Linked DNA regions of Homo sapiens: regions 1, 2 and 3 are each linked to region 4. Evidence: chromatin contacts called from ENCODE Hi-C or POLR2A ChIA-PET data. All regions are on one chromosome and are shown on one strand. The core of a region is the stretch at or near the end of the contact, and the rest is flanking DNA. Distances in the headings are between cores, read along the strand shown.

The links. A loop is a pair of places that touch in the nucleus more often than their neighbours do. ChIA-PET counts read pairs that join two places held with the same protein, here RNA polymerase II (POLR2A). Pooled maps may share reads with other maps.
Region 1: a loop to region 4 is called in a map of sciatic nerve, with 13 times the contacts of the local background. The contact joins the promoter of CHRDL2 here to the promoter of RAB6A in region 4. A Hi-C loop is called at or near these places in 1 of 168 maps with a recorded cell type or tissue (sciatic nerve).
Region 2: a loop to region 4 is called in a map of CD8-positive, alpha-beta T cell, with 32 times the contacts of the local background. The contact joins the promoter of FCHSD2 here to the promoter of RAB6A in region 4. A Hi-C loop is called at or near these places in 6 of 168 maps with a recorded cell type or tissue (CD4-positive, alpha-beta T cell, CD4-positive, alpha-beta memory T cell, CD8-positive, alpha-beta T cell and 1 more), 4 of 37 single-sample maps with no recorded cell type and 12 of 50 pooled maps. POLR2A ChIA-PET finds 5 or more read pairs at or near these places in 2 of 52 experiments (activated CD4-positive, alpha-beta memory T cell and naive thymus-derived CD8-positive, alpha-beta T cell).
Region 3: a loop to region 4 is called in a map of naive thymus-derived CD4-positive, alpha-beta T cell, with 9 times the contacts of the local background. The contact joins the promoter of RNF169 here to the promoter of RAB6A in region 4. A Hi-C loop is called at or near these places in 2 of 168 maps with a recorded cell type or tissue (CD4-positive, alpha-beta T cell and naive thymus-derived CD4-positive, alpha-beta T cell) and 11 of 50 pooled maps.

What each region holds. Positions count from the first base shown.
Region 1 is chr11:74,729,628-74,732,744 of GRCh38, reverse strand. It overlaps CHRDL2 (chordin like 2), which reads left to right and starts at 1,319. Exons shown (of 11, transcript NM_001278473.3): 1 at 1,319-1,938. The coding sequence starts at 1,857.
Region 2 is chr11:73,140,504-73,143,626 of GRCh38, reverse strand. FCHSD2 (FCH and double SH3 domains 2) reads left to right here and starts at 1,309. Exons shown (of 20, transcript NM_014824.3): 1 at 1,309-1,770. The coding sequence starts at 1,750. RefSeq lists enhancers at 161-300, 381-490, 2,361-2,590, 2,090-2,711, 2,811-2,860 and 1 more and silencers at 721-1,100, 1,261-1,640, 2,041-2,180.
Region 3 is chr11:74,747,596-74,750,549 of GRCh38, reverse strand. It overlaps RNF169 (ring finger protein 169), which reads right to left and starts at 1,701. Exons shown (of 6, transcript NM_001098638.2): 1 at 1,168-1,701. The coding sequence starts at 1,669. RefSeq lists silencers at 927-1,026, 1,037-1,296, 1,327-1,476, 1,650-1,870 and enhancers at 844-1,437, 1,587-1,676.
Region 4 is chr11:73,759,815-73,762,826 of GRCh38, reverse strand. RAB6A (RAB6A, member RAS oncogene family) reads left to right here and starts at 1,753. Exons shown (of 8, transcript NM_198896.2): 1 at 1,753-2,261. The coding sequence starts at 2,192. It overlaps LOC124902711 (a long non-coding RNA gene), which reads right to left and starts at 1,669. Exons shown (of 2, transcript XR_007062775.1): 1 at 1,587-1,669; 2 at 1-1,090. RefSeq lists silencers at 1,146-1,335, 1,496-1,805 and an enhancer at 2,102-2,602.

The DNA.
Region 1 (3,117 bases), core at 70-2,569, 970 kb before region 4:
TTTTGGAGGGTGGAGATCTTGGGGGTAATACCCTGAAAGCACAGTGCAATGGGGAGCCCAGCCTTGGCCCAGAAAGATACCTTTACAGCCAGCCAGCCAAGTGTTTAAACCCGGAAATATGATTCCCTACCAGAGTGGGATATGGCTCAACATCCCTTCCCACCTCATACTCCTCTGGCACTCTTTGGAGTCTCCATTAGCTCTTCAAGAGAAGCTGGGCAGAAAGTTGAGGTCCAAAGCAAGGATAGATGTATTTACTCAAAGTGGCCCAACAAGTTACGGATGGAGCCAGGACAGTGACTCTGCCCTTTTGATTTCAGAGCTTGTGTGTTTCTGGTCTGGCCAGAGCTGGCTATTCTCTTCTTAGTGTCCTATTAGTGCATGTGTTCATTCAACACAAGAGATGGAGCACCATTTGAGGGCTGGAGGGTGTCAGGGCCCTGTCCTCAGGGAGCTCCCCTTCTGGTGGGAAAGAAAACTCTTTGACAATCAGCTCTCCCTAAAGATGACTGAAGGTGACCATCACTCCCAGAGAAGTGCAGGCCTCACCTGCAAAGGCAAAGGAGAGATCTTGCCTTGATTCGGGAGTGGGAGCGGGGAGCAGAGGAAGACCTCCAGGGGAAGGCACAGGATCCCTATGGGCTGACTTTCCTGAGAATGGCGCATGGGCAGACGGAGTGGGGACAGGGGCCACTGGTATTGTAGGCACCTGGAATTAGGACCCCTTCTCTTTGTGGGGTGAGTGTTTCGACGTTCATTACCTTATTTCATCTTAGCAACACTCGTGGGAAGATAGTAGAGATATTTTAAGATCTTAAAATGCCCATTTTAAAGCTGGGAAAACAGACTCTCCGGTGGCGTGCTGTAGACCACAAACTGAATTAAGAACGCCAGTGTTCTGATTCCATCCATCTGCGGAGTTCCGGGCACGCACCGCCGAGCGCCTTACCCTGAGCCTTCCCGGTACCCGCAGCCCCGACAGCTCAGCCTTCCCCACCTGAAAGTTCCACCTGAGGTCTCCCTCAACTCTGCCCTCCTGCATTCTTGGCGTCGCGGGGAGTCAGGGGTTAAACCCCGTGGCCCGCGTGGCCCCTTCCCCCTCCGCAGCCCCCTCGCCTCCACTCGGCGCCGCGCCTGGAGCGTCCGTCCCGGAGACCCGCACAAGAGAGGAGGGGAAAAAGTGGGCCTGTTTCTCGGGTGGCCAATCCACCGAGCCCGCGGTGCCCCAGAGGAGGCGCCAGCGCTAGGCCAGCGCCAGGCCGGGCTGCCTGCTTCCCGCGGCAAAGTACAAATGCGCCCGAGCGCGGCGCCTGAAGCCCTTGGCGAGCACAGCCGGCCCGCGCTCAGCCTCCCTCCGCGGCCGCCGCGCCGCCGCCGCTGCTGGGACCGCCGCCCCGCCGGGCCCCAGGCCCCCGCGGCCCGACCCCGAGCCCACCGAGCAGGGGGCGCCGGCCGCCTCTAGCCCGCGCGCCCGCAACACCCGCTGGTCCCGCGCGCCTCGCCCGGCGCTGCGCGCTCGGCAGACGCCGGTCCTCTCCCTGCTTTCTCCTCCTCTCCCTCTCACCTTCCCCCTTTCTTTGATCGCCTCTCCCTTCTGCTGGACCTTCCTTCGTCTCTCCATCTCTCCCTCCTTTCCCCGCGTTCTCTTTCCACCTTTCTCTTCTTCCCACCTTAGACCTCCCTTCCTGCCCTCCTTTCCTGCCCACCGCTGCTTCCTGGCCCTTCTCCGACCCCGCTCTAGCAGCAGACCTCCTGGGGTCTGTGGGTTGATCTGTGGCCCCTGTGCCTCCGTGTCCTTTTCGTCTCCCTTCCTCCCGACTCCGCTCCCGGACCAGCGGCCTGACCCTGGGGAAAGGATGGTTCCCGAGGTGAGGGTCCTCTCCTCCTTGCTGGGACTCGCGCTGCTCTGGTTCCCCCTGGACTCCCACGCTCGAGCCCGTAAGTAGACCGGGAGGCTGGGTGGGCAGAGGAGGGATGCGGCCCCTGGAATGTGAGGGACAGCGCCAGGACCTGGACCCCAAGCTCTTCTGACAGCCGTCCAGGCAGCACCTGTGCCGGAGGGGTGGAGACTCCGTGAGGACCAGTATGGGCCGGGGGACCGGAGGAACTCGGCACAACTCAGAACTGAGAGAGGGCTGCTGCCAGGGACCTGAGGAGGGGCACCAAGGGCAGCGGGGGGAGAGGGCAGGGCACTGTGTTTTGGGTTGGGGGAGGACTTACTGTTCCTAGGAGGGAGTCGGGTATGTCTGGCTACAGGTAAGGAGTGTGATGGAGAAGAAAAGGCTTTTTGCCTTTGGAAAGAGCCATTGGACAGAAATGAGAGGTAATTAGGATAACCTTCCCATTCTTTTCTCTCTTTTGATCCTCGCAACTCTCCAGTGAGGTGGGTATTATCATTCGCACTTTACAGATGAGAAAACTTAGGCTGAGCAAGGAGGAACTTGCTAAAACTTACAGAGCGGGTAAGCCATCCAAAGCCAGAACTCTAGTTCCAGATCCCATGCTTTATTCCCTGCCTCACATTGTCTAGAAGGAACCCTGAATTTGCAGTGTGAGACTCTGGGAGGCGGCAGGGCACAGTGAGATAGACCAGCGTCTTCACCATCCCAGCCCCGCTGAATGCCAGCTGCTGGGAGGCCGTCACAGAGTGCACCTCTCTGACCCTGGGTTTCCTAATCTATAAAGCGGAAGTAAAAATCCTAGGAGAGTTGATAGGATTAAATTAGAGAAAAGAGGTAAAGCAGCTAGCACAAGACTGGTGCTTGATAGCTTCCAAAAAAAATCAGTTCCCAATTATGCTTTTCCACATAGATACAGTGTAACATCAAACAGGTTACATCATCAATCTGAGCCTCAGTTTCCTCACTGCGCCCACAATAGGCTGGTGGTCCCCCCTCCCCATGCCCAGCCAATCTCTTAGAATGCTGTGAGGATGGAAAACCAAACCACATTCTCTTAATCAGAAGAAAGGAGCTTCATTCAAGCAGTGGGTTTCTCCAGGACATACATGGCACAGCCTGGGATTAAGACCCTGCGTTCCCAACTCCTAGTCTGGTGCTCTTTCCTCTCCCCAGCTCAGCTCCTCCATCTATGCCTTTCTTTTGCACGTGACATTCT
Region 2 (3,123 bases), core at 60-2,559, 620 kb after region 4:
ACAGCCCCGTGACTCAAAAAAAAAAAAAAAACCTCCCTGGGCATGGGGAAGAGGTATTCCTCTTCTGAGGACCCCAAGGGAGGTCGATAAACTCCCCCGTAGATGGTCTGAACAGAGCAGGAAGGTTCATGTGTGGTGGTGGGGTGCACTGCTTAGATAAGCACCCTCACTGGCAGATAAGGAAGCCGAGCTCACCTAGCCTGTTAAGGAGCAGGCAAAGTGGACTGGCACCCAGAGATCCTGACTCCCAGACAAGGGCTTCCTCTATGGCCTCTCCTGCCTCTTCTACTTTTCCTCGTGCTTATTATCCTGCACCTGTTTCTTTTTTAAAATAACCCATAGAACACTTCCTGACGCAGATTCTAGTCCTGCTGTGTAACCTTTAGAAAGGCTTCCCTCTATGGGCACTTGCCTCCCCGTCTGTGAAACGGGGGCCTCGGCCTTAACGTTCTCTTGGCTCCCTCTCAGCGGAGTCAGTGATGTTTGACTTGAATGCCCTGCAGTAGAGTGCCGCCGTTTCCTTTGCAGAGCAACTGCCTTTCCGCCCTACAATCGCAATGGCCTGGCACCTGCGGCCAGCCGCAAAGCGACTTGTCCTTGCTCGCCTCTCTCGCGCACATCTAGCTGGTAGGGAGAGTAGGGTGTTGAGGGGCTGAGAGGAAGAAAACGCCGGAATTCTCGTATCCCACAGGCATGCTGCGCCCCCCTCCCCACTGCAAACGTTTCCCTGCGAGCGTCGTCCCCCGCGCCCCCCGACACACACACACACACACACACACACACACACACACACACACACACACACACACACACACGCAAAGGCAGGCAGGAGGCGGGGGCGGCCTGTGCGCGTGCGTCGGCGCGGAGCCCTCTCCCGCCCACGTGCGCGCCCCCGAGCGGAGACGCGCGCGCCGGGGCGAGCTGGCGGGAAAGCGCGCGGGAAGCCCCCGGCTGGCTCCCAGCGTGGGGGAGGGAGGGCAGGAGGCGTCTGGAACGTGCCACTCTCGGAGAGAAAGGGGGGATTTTCGCGTGGCGCTGGCGTTTCTACACCTCCCACCCACCGACCAATCCGTTAGCTTCCCCCTTCCCCTGCCGCGGTACGAAGCCCCGTGCCGTGGCCTAGCTCCCTCCTGGCAGCCCGGACCGGCCCCTCGAACCCCGCTCTGGACAGAGCGGTTCCCTCAGCATCCGGAGCGGGGCGCTGCGCCGCGCGGCGAGGCCGGAAATTCCCGCGGCCTGAGTGGTGGAGCCCTAGCGGGGAGAGCGGCGCCACCTTCCTCCTCCCGGGCGGGCGGGGGCGTTAGGCCCAGCGAGGGCCGGGCCGCCTGAGTGGGTGGGGTGGGGGCCGCTGCGTCCGCCGGGAGCGGCGGCGCAGGCGGCCGACCGGGAGCGCGGACAACGCGGCTGCGGCTAACCCGCCGCCCGGCCGGCTGAGACCCTCGCGCCCCTGCTCCTGGGGCCCCCGCCCCCTCGCCGTCTCCGCCTCCTTCCTCACACACCCCCGGGCCGCCCGGGCCGCCCGGGCCCCAAGCCTTCCCGGTGCTCCTCCCTCGTCTCCTCACACTCGCTCTCTGGCTGGGGTCCGCCTGCCGCCCGCTGGCCTGCTCCCTCCGGGGCAAGTCTTGCTTCTTAAGCGCTCCTTTCACACACGCGCGCGCTCGCTGGGCCGTCCCCTCCTCTCCGGCCCTCCTCCTCCTCCTGGTCCTTGCTAACGCTGCCGTCGGGGAGGATTGATGTCCCTTCAGCATCATGCAGCCGCCGCCGAGGAAGGTAAGGGCGCAGCTGGGGGGCTTTGGGGTTCGGAGAGATGCGTACGCGGAACGCGGCTGGGGCGACCGCTGCGCCCCTTCCCCCTCCCGCAAGGGGCCGTGACCGCCCTCGTCTTGGGCTTGTCACCGACTTGCCGCCGGCTCCAGGTGGGGGGCGCGCGTGTGAGTTGCCTTTCCGACAGAGGGGCCGCCGGGGCTCGTCCGTCCTCTAACGCAGGAGACCCCCAGACATTTCACAAGAGTTTCGGGTGTGCATTTGTGTGTGTGCGCGCGCATGGCAATGCTGCCCGCTGCAAAGTGCATTCTCGGGGCTGCACCGAGGGGGAGGCGGGGACGCCCCTGCAGCTTTGCAGAGCCTTGTGCGTGTGTGATTGTTTAGTCTGCACCAGCTTTGAGCCCTCCAGCCGCTTGTCGCCAGCCCCGCCCGTTTGCAAATTTGCGGGGGATTTGTTTCTAGCCTAGCCTTAGGGTTTGGCCTGCTTTTCCCACGGGGCGGCCGAAAAGAAGTTGGAATAGTCACCGCCTCCCCACCCCAAGGGAAAACAAATTAAGGATTGACGGGTCCTGCCTCGTCCCCGGCTGAGGGGCGAGGAGGCTGTCGTGCTGTCTTCAGAAAAGCGAGGACCGGGCCCGGGAGGTGCGTGGGGTGTGCACTGCGATCCGGGGTTGGATGACCAGGGTGGGAGTGACGGATGCACCCGGCTTGTCATCAGTCTCCCCGCTGCGCCCTTCCCCAGCTTTCCCAGGGGCCGAGGCTGTGTCCTTGTCTTTTTAATCCTACAGATGGATACTGAATGTCTACTCTGGGCACTGGGTGGATGAGGCCGTTCTGTCCTCCCCTCGTGGGCAAACATTTGCCTAACGCCTAACTCACCCGTGTCTGCTGCCGCTGCTTTCTCTCTTTCCTAATCCGGGTTTCTCCATTTAAGTGAGTCCTTTTCTTTCGAACATGTACCCCCACCCCTCCGGGTGGTCCCACTGCTGAGGCCGAGATTCCAGACTGACCGTTAACTTCGAACCCTGGGGCCCCGGCCTGGCGGGCGAGGCTCTCTGGCCAGCAGGCATTTGCTGTTCTCCGCTGTTTGAAGTGGAGCCTCCACGGGGATCGGCTTCCCGGGGTAGTTTAAAAGCACTGCATATGCTGGAAGGTCACTTTTGCTTTCTCCTTTGTGAGAAAGAGATTGTGATTTGATGCGCTGTCAGCAAGTCGAGGGCATCATTCTGAGACAGTGTGCTTTTTCGCAGCCATTATGGAGTAATTTATGTAGTCGATTCAGGCATATTATCATGATTGTGTAAATATTGGTCATTGGGTATCAGGCACTCTTAGGCTCCCAGCCCCCATCCACACTCT
Region 3 (2,954 bases), core at 452-2,951, 990 kb before region 4:
GGTCCCCCTCAACCCCAGGAATAAAATAGCCCAATATCCTAGGACAGTGACAGGTGTCTCTGGCGGCTTGAATCAAAACAGAGTGCATTCTAGAACCTGTGGTTTCTAGAAGCTGCACTTGTATACACAAGCAATGCCTCTCTTTCCTTACCCAAAAAAACACATGGCAGAATTCCCAAAACAGAAGGTACAAATATCTGGCCTTTCGTGATTTATGTTTCTTGAAAATCTCATTCTAGGTAAGCATTTTTTATCAAACAGAGCTGCAGATGTTATGTTGACTGGGTGTGTCCCCAAAAGAATCCTAAGTTATAACAGTCTTATTTTATACAGGGCACTTTGCATTTCAAAGCTCAGAACCGAGGAATAGCAGGCTGCTGGTGTTAGGGGAAAGAAGTTCAAGGCAAGAGTCCTACAACAGACTTTTAATTGCCAGCAAGCCAGTAGGAAACCCATACTGCCAAGGAGATAGAAGCAGCCCCTGCCACCCAACCTTTGTTTCCAAAACTTTTAAACCCAAGCCAGCTTTTCTGTCAGGCACTACTGGACTTAGTAGTACTAGTATTACAAATATAAACGACAGTCACTTACTGCTTCCTCACTATGTGCCAAGTTCTGTGCTAAGCATACATTTTCCAAAATGTATGAAAACAACTGCACAAGTGTGCTCCCAACCCCCTCTGCTCTCGAGTCTGAAAAGCTCCCTTCACATCCTCAAATTCAACCTGTTCCCTAAACTCCGGATTCTCCACACCCTTCACTGACCCTTTCAAGGCCAGGAGCCACATCTCTCCAAGCAATATGACCCCCAAACTCTTCATCCAACATTAAACCAAGCACTTCTCTGATCCAAGGCCCCTCCCACTCCCACACACCAATTCCAACCTGCCCCTAACTTGTTCCAACAATTCTGTTTCCCTCCAAACTTCGGACTTACGTAAGGCACAGGGTGCCCTCACCGCCCCTCCGCATGCAACGTGCCTGTCCTTCACTCTGAAGTTCAAAATTCACAAACACACTGCACCTGGGTAGAGCCCGGGTTCTAATCCCACGAGAACTCTCCACACCCGCCCGAGTAGGGCCCGGGACTCTCCACCCCCTCACCAGGCCGGGCCGGGGCGCGCTCGGCCTCGCTCCAGACCCTAAGGGGAAGTGGGGAAGCTCCACCTGGCTCCGCAGGCGCGGCACGCGGCTCCTGCTCTGGCCTGGGCCCCGCGGCAGCCGCGCCCCCGTCCCGGCGCGGGCGGCAGCGCTCGGGTTGGCTGCGGCGGGCGCACTCGCCCAGCACCTCTGAGTCGGCCTGGCCGTCGTCGCGGGCCCGACGGCGGGCCCAGCCTGGGCCGCGGGCGCGGCAGCGAGGGCAACCCGGGCCCGCCGCGTCGGCGGCGCGTTGGGCGCAGCCTCGGCAAAGCGAGTGGCCGCACGGCAGGGCCGCTGCTTCTCCGGGGGGCTCCAGGCACCCGGCGCAGCCCGATTCCTCCGGCCGCGGCGGCAGCGGCGGCTGCAGCAACGGCGGCGACAACACCAACAGCGAAGGTCCAGAAGCCGGGCCTGGGGCCCCAGTCTTAGCTGCCGCCGTCTCGTCACAGCGGCCCCGCCGGCCCCGCCGACTCAGAGCGGCTGCTGCCGCCGCGGAAGAGGCCCGAGTACTCGGACCTGCAGCCGCCATCTTGTTTCCCGTTTGAAGGGAGAGTCGGTTGCGAGGGAGAAGAGTGGAGGGCGGGGCAGTACGCGCGGTGGGCAGTGCTATCTACATATTCATGAGGGGCGAGGCTTCTGTGAGCCCAAAGAGGGTTCTCCTCAGACCTGATTGGCCAGAGGGGATACTTCATTAATATTTATTAGTTATTCTTTATTATGCGGTCATCAGCCGCACTCTCGAAAAGTCCTTGCAGTTTCCTCTTACTGAACTGAAAGAGGTGGGAACTGAGGGGCTTTACTGGCAATTCTGAACGATGTTAAACTTTGATACACGTACTTATCCTGTAATGCCTTGATAACTGAGGAGAAAGTGAGTGGGGAATATGTGAGTTACTCAGAAACCTGCCTTAGTGTTCATTTGATATGAGGGCCTGAGCTCTCTCCTAAGGATGGGGGTAGCTTTGTGACTGAAACCAGGCCCACCGTGGTAACTAACTGCCAAAAGGAGCAGCCTCTTGTCAATCCTACCTCCTCATCCTCTCTCCCCATGTCCCTTCCTGAAACTGCCCCCCTTGGCTGGTAAAACCACACTTTCCTGGTTTTTTTCCCAGGCTCTTGGCTCCTTCTCAGTCTCCCGTGTTTGGTGCTTCCATGTGGGTGTTCCTCTAGGCTTAGGCCTCAGTCCCCTTCTCACTCTGCGTGCTGCACTGGTCCACATTTTCTTCCCTCAGGAGCTCCCAGATTGCTGTCTGCAGCCCAGGCCTCCTGAGTCCAGCCCTCCATATTCAACTGCCTGATGGAAACATCCTCTTAGATCCCTACATTCCTCATGTACAAAACTAATGTCACTGTCTCCCATCCTCCTTTCAAAACTGCTCTTCTTATTTCCTTCATTCTATGAAAGGTCCCATCCTCCCAGGTACTCAAGCTCCAAACCTAGTCATCTTGAACTTCTTCCTTATCTCCCACAAACCATCAGTTATTTAGTCCTGTCAATTCCACTATCAAAATGACTATTTCCCCACCTCTTCATCCCATTCCCACTGCCCAATTCAGGTCTAATCATCTCTCATCTAGATTACTGCAGTAGCTGCTATAGATTGATTGTCTCCCCTCTCCCAACCTCTTTTCTAATCCATCCTCCACACTCTTCGAGTTGCTTCCTATAGGCCAGCTCTGACCGTGTCACTCCTGCTTGAGCTAGGGAGAGGTGCTTGGACTTTGATGCTAGTGCCCTTTCTAGATGCAGAGGTTCCAGGAGAAAGAATGACCCCTCTCTAATGGAAAGGTGGTTCTGCTACAGTAGTTCTCCC
Region 4 (3,012 bases), core at 504-3,003:
TTGTGAATGATATACACAAATGATATACATTTGTGTATAGACACAAATGTAAGGACATATTTTTTATTATTCACTTAGAAAGTTTTTTTGTTTTTTTTTTTTTTTTTTAAGACAGGGACTTGTTCTGTCACCCAGATTTCAGTGTAGTGGTGCCATACCTCAGCCTCCAACTCCTGGACTCAAGCAATCCTTCTGCTTCAGGCTCCTGAGTAGCCGGAACTACAGGAGCACACCACGATATTCGGCTATTTTATTTTTTGTAGAGATAGTGTCTTGCTTTGTTGCCCAGCCTGGTCTCGAACTCCTGGGCTCAAGCGATTCTACCGCCTCGGCCTCCCAAAGTGCTGGGATTACAGACGTGAGCCACCGCGCCCAGCTGCTTTATGGATTTTTTTTTTTGGAGACAGAGTCTCGCTCTTGTTGCCCAGACTGGAGTGCAATGGTGTGACCTTGGCTCACTGCAACCTCCGCCTCCCGTGTTCAAGCGATTCTCCTGCCTCAGCCTCCCAAGTAGCTGGGATTACAGGCACCCGCCACCACACCACGTTAATTTTTTGTATTTTTAGTAGAGATGGGGTTTCATCATGTTGGCCAAGGCTGGTCTGGAACTCCTGACGTCAGGTGATCCACCCAACTCAGCCTTCCAAAGTGCTGGGATTACAGGGATGAGCCACCACGCCCGGCTTTTTTTTTTTTTTTTTTTTTTTTTTTCTGTTGAGATGGAGTCTCGCTCTGTCGCCAGGCTGGAGTGCAGTGGTGTGATCTCGGCTCACTGCAACCTCCGCCTCCCGGGTTCAAGCGATTCTCCTGCCTCAGCTTCCCGAGTAGCTGGGACTACAGGCGCGCGCCACCACCCCCAGCTAATTTTTGCATTTTTAGTAGAGACAGGGTTTCACCATGTTGGCCAGGATGGTCTCGATCTCTTGACCTCGTGATCCACTCGCCTCCGCCTCCCAAAGTGCTGGGATTACAGCCGTGGGCCACCGCGCCCAGCCCGCTTTATGGATTTTGCAAGTCATTTACTCCCTCTAAGCTTCAGTTTCCTCATCTGCAAAATTGGGAGGCCATGATTCTGGCAGTTATAACATTCCTGGGAGCAATGGAGGAGAATGTTATTTAGTAAGATGCCTGTGAGGAATTATGATGAGAGGATGGAGAAGGTGGGGTGTGTGCAATGGTGAAGAAGGGATCTGAGGACTGTGAGGCACGGCTGAGGGCTCAGGAAAGAGGCTCCCATTACAAATTTTAAGGCTATAGGACCCCACCCACACTTTTTGGGGGATCATATTCCACCTTTGTCCCGGCCCCGCCTCCGCCCCACCCTTCTCCCCCTCCCCTTTCTTTCCTTCCCCTCCCCTCAGGCTGAGAGGCGCCACACTTCTTATGGCCGCCACAGTGCTCCGCTTTCCACAGCTCGAGGGCTGCGCGCGCTCTCACGCTGCCACCTCACTCGCGTGTGGGCTCGCCCTCAGCCCCTTCCGATTGGCTCATTATGTAAGTGACGTAAGGGCTCCAGCCTCCCACTAACTTATCCCTGGCTTGCCCCGCCTCCTCCTGGCTTCTTTTGACGCCAGTGGAAACCTAACCTGCCCCGTCGCCGCCGTGCGGGAGGAGCCGGTAGAGCTGTCCAAACCAGGAAGGCGATGGCGATGGCGGTGGCGCGCACGCATGCACGCACGCACGCACGCCAGCGGCCGGCGGGGCCGCAGGCTCGCGCCCGGGCTCGCCCCGCGCCGCTCCAGAGGCTCGCGCACTCAGCAGGTTGGGCTGCGGCGGCGGCGGCAGCTGTGGAAGCTCAGGCGCTGCGCGTGAGAGGTCCCAGATACGTCTGCGGTTCCGGCTCCGCCACCCTCAGCTTCTCTTCCCCAGGTCTGGGAGCCGAGTGCGGAAGGAGGGAACGGCCCTAGCTTTGGGAAGCCAGAGGACACCCCTGGCTCCTGCCGACACCGCCCTCCTTCCCTTCCCAGCCGCGGGCCTCGCTCGGTGCTAGGCTACTCTGCCGGGAGGCGGCGGCGGCTGCCAGTCTGTGGAGAGTCCTGCTGCCCTCCAGCCGGGCTCCTCCACCGGGCCTTGCAGGGGCCGAGAGAGCTCGGTGCCCGCCCTTCCGCTCGCCTTTTTCGTCAGCTGGCTGGAGCAGCATCGGTCCGGGAGGTCTCTAGGCTGAGGCGGCGGCCGCTCCTCTAGTTCCACAATGTCCACGGGCGGAGACTTCGGGAATCCGCTGAGGAAATTCAAGCTGGTGTTCCTGGGGGAGCAAAGCGGTGAGTGCGTGGCTCCCCTACTCCTGGCAGCTGGCCGCAGCGTCCCCGCACCGCCCCCGGTGCGGCCCTTCCGTCCGCGGAGGCTCCCTGCCCGCCTCGCGTCCGCGCTCGTTGCCACCGCAGCCCTTCCCGATGTGCCCCCCGGTGCCACTGGCTCTTCGCCAGTGGCCGAGTTTTTACCCTGTTCCCCGGGTTCTTCAATCCTCGACTCCCCGGCTCCGTTCCCCGCAGTCCGGCCATCTCCGGTCGATCTGCCCTCCCTCCCCAGACCTCACCCCGCCCAGCCTCTTGTCCATCCCTTTCTTCCTCCGGTCTCGGTCATTGCCCGTACCCCGGCCCCCTTTCTTGAGCCCCACCCTTATTCCTTGCTCTTTTCCCAGTTCCTCAGCTCTGTGAGGCCCACTCAGGGAAGCCCCACTCCCGAGAGCGGGCCCTCTTCAACCTTGGCCAAGGAGGGTGGGATCTGGGCGTTGTTTTCCCCAGAGGCTTGGCCCTGCGAAGTGCTGATGTCGTGGAAGGTGGGAAGGGGTGGTAGTAGAAAAAATTAAATGATTTTCACCTGGGTGGGAAATTAGTCTGGGCCATAGAGGAAACATCTGAATTGGAGACGACTTGAGCATGGGGTGGTTGGGGGTGAAAGGGGTAGCGTCGGCAGTGGAGATTTTTGCCCCTTAGGTTAGATGGGGCTGTGGCTTGTCGGAAAACCTCATTTTGTTCTCTTGACTTTCATCACTGACAATTCTTTTGGCAA